2 separate regions of the Homo sapiens genome follow, and region 2 is linked to region 1. The links are chromatin loops, found by intact Hi-C in ENCODE. Cell type or tissue: heart left ventricle. All regions are shown on one strand. Links, peaks and the distances in the headings refer to the core of each region. The heading gives the core; the rest is flanking DNA. Region 1 holds the start of LOC124904071 (a long non-coding RNA gene). Region 2 overlaps TBC1D16 (TBC1 domain family member 16).

Region 1 (2,805 bases), core at 112-2,611:
TCCCCATCCTTTCCCTCTCCCCCTGCCCCCCCATTTGGAGGTGCAAATGCAGATGAACCGGGATTGAAATCTAATTGCTTTTGTTTAAAAAAATGTGAGCCAGTCCGTGTTGAGTTTGAGCAGACGCCTGGGATCCCGGCAAACCAAGCAGAACGCCTGGGGGAGAGAAGGGGAAAAGCCCTAGGGTCTGGGCGGGGGGCGGGGGCCGGGGGGAGGCGCCGGTAGAGTGCTGCGTGGAGCCTCAGCGCCAGGAGGCCGGGAACAGTGGCCACGAGGACCCACTGGCTCTGTGCCCTGGAGGCGCGGGCGGCCTGGAGCCAGCCAGGTGGTGGAAGGGAGAGGTGAGAGGTGTCGCTGTCACACCTTTCTTCTCTGTCGCTGTGCCAGCCCTGCTCCTGACGGCAGGCTGCAAGAGGCTGGGGGGATAGGGGACAGGCCCCCCAGCTCGGAAGATTGAAGCCATCAGGGCCGGATCTGGGCAAGGAAGGAGTCATCTCAGGGATTCTCTGCCAGAGGGGCGGTGGGTCCTGGGTGAAGCCTCCTGAGATCCTGGTCTCCTTGGTCAGATTGACGCCTGCCTGTGCTGGTGACCTCAGTGTCCGTCTCGAACAGGACGCCCCACTTGCTTTCCCTCTCCCCACTTCTGGCTGGTCTGTTTGCCCACGGAAGAGGAGTCTGAGCTGCCCCTGCAAGGGTCTGGACGGTGAAAGTGGCCCCAGGATGTCCAGGGAGTGTGGAGGGGCCTCTCTGGCTAGGACACGTGGTGCACTGACCCAGTTCTCTCACGCAGCCTGGTGGCAAGGCGACTTGGTGCAGGTGTATGCTGTTGTAGACCTAGTGGTAGCCCGCCTAGCACCCCCACCAGGTGCACAGTGAGGCCTTTACCTCCCACGGGTGGCAGAAGGCAGGAGAGACCCCCGACACCCACAGGCCCCAAGGCCTCACCGGTGGATGGCACGGAAGAAGCTTATGCACCTGGAGCAGTGGCCCCTAATATGGAGAGGACTGTCCCTCAGCACATACCCATCGCCCCTCAGGTGTCCTTCTCCGCGCAGTTTAGACTGTGATTGTGTCAACCTTGCCTCGGCTCGCCAGTGCCTGGAGATGCTGACAAGAGAGCCTCTTTCTCCAAGGAGGCCATTTCCAGTAGCATGATGCCACCTATAGAATGTACCTGGAATTAGTCTGAGCTGCAGCCTTGCTGCCAGCAGTGTGGGGCTGGAGGGAGGAGCACACCTTAGATTGTTCCTCGCCAGAGTTGAGCCTGGAATGGTAGCCTAGTCACACAGGCCTTCCCCTGGAGTCCTCCTCTTGCCACCCTGTGTCTCCTAGTAGGTATTTGGTAGCTCTGGGCCTGGCATCATTGGGAAAATGGTGGCCAGTACCCGGTGTATCTGGGACAGGAATCTGCCACTCCTACTAGGAGTCCCTAGCTTCTTGGGCAGGCACAAACTCCAGGGTTCTGTGTACTGCCCTGGGCATGTGCATCAGTGGTCAGCACTCAACAGTCAACAAGTATTTCCAAAAGGTTCAGGAAAACCCTCATATGCCTACACGAATGATCTCGAGGTGTCGAACATGGAGACCAGACTGGCGGCCCCAAGGCTGCCTGCTCCGAATGCTGGTTTTGCAGGGAGAAAGAGAGAGACTTGTCCAAGGTAACCCAGTTAGCCAGGGGCAGAGCAAGCCTGGATTTCATTCCCAATCCACTGTTTTATGCATTATGCAGGTGCATCTCAGCAGCAGCCCAGGCATGGGCTTCTGTGTCAATGTGGCTTGTCAATCCTGGAACCCAGGAGCCCTAGCATGGGGACTTGAAACTGACTACCATTGATCTCAGCCAGTCCTACTCCCTGAGCAGCTGGACAGAGGCTGGAAAAGCCAGTGGGTCTCTGGTCTCAGGCTGCTAAGCTCCTGGTCCCGCCAAAGGCTGGGATTGGCCATAGCCAGTGACATTGCCACAGGCTGCTCTTCATGCCAAGCTCCAAACCCTAGCGCAGCACAGCCATGCCCGGCTCCCCTAGGTGCCTGGTTCCACACCAGCAAGAGCTACCCTGAAGCTTCCCCTTAGGCTCCTCAACTCTTGGGTGACAGATTTAGGTTGAGCTCTGTCCTGTGACTTAACTTGGTCATTAACAAGTTACTTAACCCTCTGAGCCTGTGTCTTCATCTTTAAATGGAGCCTCCCTCTAAGGGTTGTGATGAGGAATAGAAGCAGAGTCCCGTAAACCTCCAGCACAAAGCCTGGCTCAGAGCAGCCCTCACTCAGCGGATGGTGGCTACATCTGTCCACTCCCAGCACTCTGGTACACCCTCTTGTGCCAGGCTAGATACCAATGGGATACAAACACCATAACACATCATGTCCATTTGAGCCACTGTAGAAACAGGTATTCCCAGCACTCCCTCGCAGATGCCGTGATGAGTGGTTGGTGGGTATCAGATCCAACCCCCTTCCTGCCCTTGCACACTTTCTTCCAGTCCTGCCTAGCTCCACCCTCTGCCCTGCCCTGCCCCCTGTGACAATCCAGGGCCCTGCAACCCTTCACACACCACTTCCCAGGGCATCCTTGGAACTGCCATGTAGACAGCCCCAGAAACTTTCCTTCCAGGGAAGGGGATGCGTGAACCCACAGAAGCTGCGGAAGAAACCGAGCCTAGGACTCCTTTCTCATCTTGGAAAAACAGCAAGTGTGTGTGTGTGTGTGTGTGTGTGTGTGTGTGTAGTATGGAGTCCTGCTTTCCTGGGATCCTGTGGGTCCATTACAGATGCCTGTCATAGCAACAAAATGGGAAAGAACTGGC
Region 2 (2,805 bases), core at 185-2,684, 160 kb before region 1:
TGAAGCAGGAGAATCGCTTGAATCCGGGAGGCGGAGGTTGCAGTGAGCCAAGATTGAGCCACTGCACTCCAGCCTGGGTGACAAAGCAAGACTCCCTCTCAGGGGGAAGAAAAAAAAAGAATTTCCTTCCTTTTTATAGCTAAATAACCTGCCATTGCATGCAGGGACAACACTTTCTTTCTCCATTCACCCATCGATGGACACTGGGCTGCTTCAGCCTCTGGCCATCATGAATGATGCTGCTGTGAACACGGGGTACACATACCTGTTCGAGTCCCTGCTTTCAGTTCTTTTGAGCGACCCTTTTTAAAAATCAATGCCAGGGCCGTTTTCAGAGCACTCCGACCTGTCCTCCGCAGACCTTCCTTGTCCCTGCACCCACTCAGGCTCTTTCTTCCCCACAAAGACCCCCACAGCCAGCCCCCATGCCACCTGCTCCGAGAGGAAGCCTTCCAGAGCCCCCATCCCTACCCCGTGGGATGCTCCTGTCTGACACCTCCCAGCAGCTCACAGTCCAAGTGGTGTCCAAATTATCCACATCCTCAGCTCACCTCCTATGAGGTCCATGTCTCCTGGTGGGTCGGGCACCAGCTTCCTCAGGTCTTCCTTGAGAGAAGTTGACTGTTGTAGAGAAGAGTGATTGACTCTACTTTTATGAGTCAAGTTGAAGAATACGTTAAAGACTCTTCTTTTCTAATTGCCCCTGAGCCATTATTCCAAAATGGTGTCTACCAGCAACATGGGAAGATACCTTCAAGTGTGTGTAAACCTGCAGAACGAACTTTGGAAGAAGAGTCACTCAACTGCTGACCAGGATGACCTGGGGGACAGGGCTTCCAGACCAGGATGACCTGGGGGACAGGCTTCCAATGCCGATTCTGCACACTTCAGTCTTTTTAAAATTTTTAACCACAACGTGAATTTATTTACCACTTGCAAATGTTAAGCAACTTAAAAAATACTGGGAGTGTGGGCCGGGTGCGGTGCCTCACACCTGTAATGCCAGCACTTTGGGAGGCCGAAGTGGGTGGATCACCTGAGGCCAGGAGTTTGAGACCAGCCTGGCCAACATGGTGAAACCCCATCTCTACTAAAAATACACAAATTAGCCGGGCTTGGTGGTGCACGCCTGTAATCCCAGCTACTCAGGAGGCTGAGGCAGGAGAATGCCTTGAACCCGAGAGGTGGAGGTTGCAGTGAGCCGAGATAGCGCCACTGCACTCCAGCCTGGGCAATGGAGACAGACTCCATCTCAAAAAAAAATAAAAAATAAAAATACAGGGAGTGTATATTAATGTAAAATTATTTACAATATGAGATCACTTCCATTCCCACACTGGGAGGAACGTAAAACTCAACAATGCAAGAGCAAACTGCATCTCTGTTTCCAGAGGGTGGCGCTGTTTTTGCACCGGGCTGACTCTCCGTTTCCAGGGTGGCGCTGTTTTTGCACTGGGACTCGTACAAGGACTGGTGCTTTCTCTGATGTGCTTAGCTTATTTCAGGCATGCATTTCCCCTGGGCTCTCTGCTAGCTCTTCACCTTTCTGCAGGCTTCACTGAGGACCCCCAGGTCCACCTCTCTAGAGTGGCCGTGCCCAGCCCCTCCACCTCCCACCCTGTGCTCATTCCCTTAGAGCACCCCATGACCCGTTTACCGTTTGCTGCCTGACTTCCCACCACAATGAAGCTCTACACAGGTGGCAACCTTGTCTCGTTGTCTGCAGGTTGAGAGGGTGGGGGACACCCAGAACTTTTTATTGCAGAACAAATATTTTCTGAGGCCATGCTTTGTACAAGACCCTTTGGTGGGAGATGTACAAGATAAATCAGACGGGAGAGAGCGGGTGCATAGTGACCTTTTATTCACATAGCATAAAAGTCACCCTTTTAAAGTGTACAATGCAGTGGCAGTTAGTACATTCATGAAGCTGTGTAATCACAACCTGATTCCAGAACATTTTCATCCCCCCAAAAAGAAACCTCATACTCTAGCAGTCACAGCCCAGCCCTTCCTTCCCCAGCCCTGGCAGCCACTAACCTGCTGTCTGTCTCTATGGATTTACCTATTCTGGATATTTCATATAAATGAAATCATAGAACACGTGGCCTTTTGTGACTGGCTTCTTTCGCTTAGCATCGTGTTTTCAGGATTCATCCGTGTTGTAACAGGCCGGTACTTCATTCCTATTTATAGCTGAACAGTATTCCATTGTATGGATGCCACGATTTCCTTATCTGGTCATCAGTTGATGGGCATTTTTCTCTTTTTGGATATGATGAATAATGCTACTATGAACATGTGTGTACATGTTTTTATATAGACATCTATTTTCTTTTCTTTTCTTTTCTTTGAGATGGAGTCTCGTTCTGTTGCCTAGGCTGCAGTGCAATGGCGTGATCTCGGCTCACTGCAACCTCCGCCTCCCGGGTTCAAGCGATTCTCCTGCCTCGGCCTCCCAAGTAGCTGGGATTACAGGCATGCACCACCACACCTGGCTAATTTTTGTATTTTTAGTAGAGATGGGGTTTCACCATATTGGGCAGGCTGGTCTCGAACTCCTGACCTCAAGTGATCCACCTGCCTTGGCCTCCCAAAGTGCTGGGATTACAGGCATGAGCCACCGTGCCCGGCCCTATTTTCTATTATCTAGGATATCTACCTACGAGTGGAATTACTTGGTCAAATGTTAACACTGTGTTTAATTTTTGAGGACCTACCAAACTGTTTTCCACAATTGGCTGCTCCATTTTATATTCCCATCACCATGGAATGAGGGTTCCGATTTCTCTAGGACCTCCTCAC

The links. Hi-C counts contacts between places; a loop is a spot of excess contacts. Peaks named below come from ENCODE experiments on the same cell type or tissue, not always from the same donor. Only the 100,000 strongest peaks of a DNase experiment are listed, where the experiment ranks them.
Region 2: a loop joins it to region 1, with 2.0 times the contacts of the local background. A loop is called at or near these places in 22 of 110 quality-filtered maps.

What each region holds. Positions count from the first base shown.
Region 1 is chr17:79,807,205-79,810,009 of GRCh38, reverse strand. It overlaps LOC124904071 (a long non-coding RNA gene), which reads right to left and starts at 1,413. Exons shown (of 2, transcript XR_007065928.1): 1 at 1,024-1,413. RefSeq lists an enhancer at 748-877. In heart left ventricle, for the core only: a CTCF peak has its summit at 1,160; no DNase peak of the experiment used is centred there; H3K27me3 peaks cover 2,500 bases.
Region 2 is chr17:79,969,490-79,972,294 of GRCh38, reverse strand. The region is part of intron 3 of TBC1D16 (TBC1 domain family member 16); the gene reads left to right. Among named protein-coding and RNA genes, the nearest start is that of LINC01979, 44 kb to the right of the region's middle. In heart left ventricle, for the core only: a CTCF peak has its summit at 1,361 (motif pointing right); no DNase peak of the experiment used is centred there.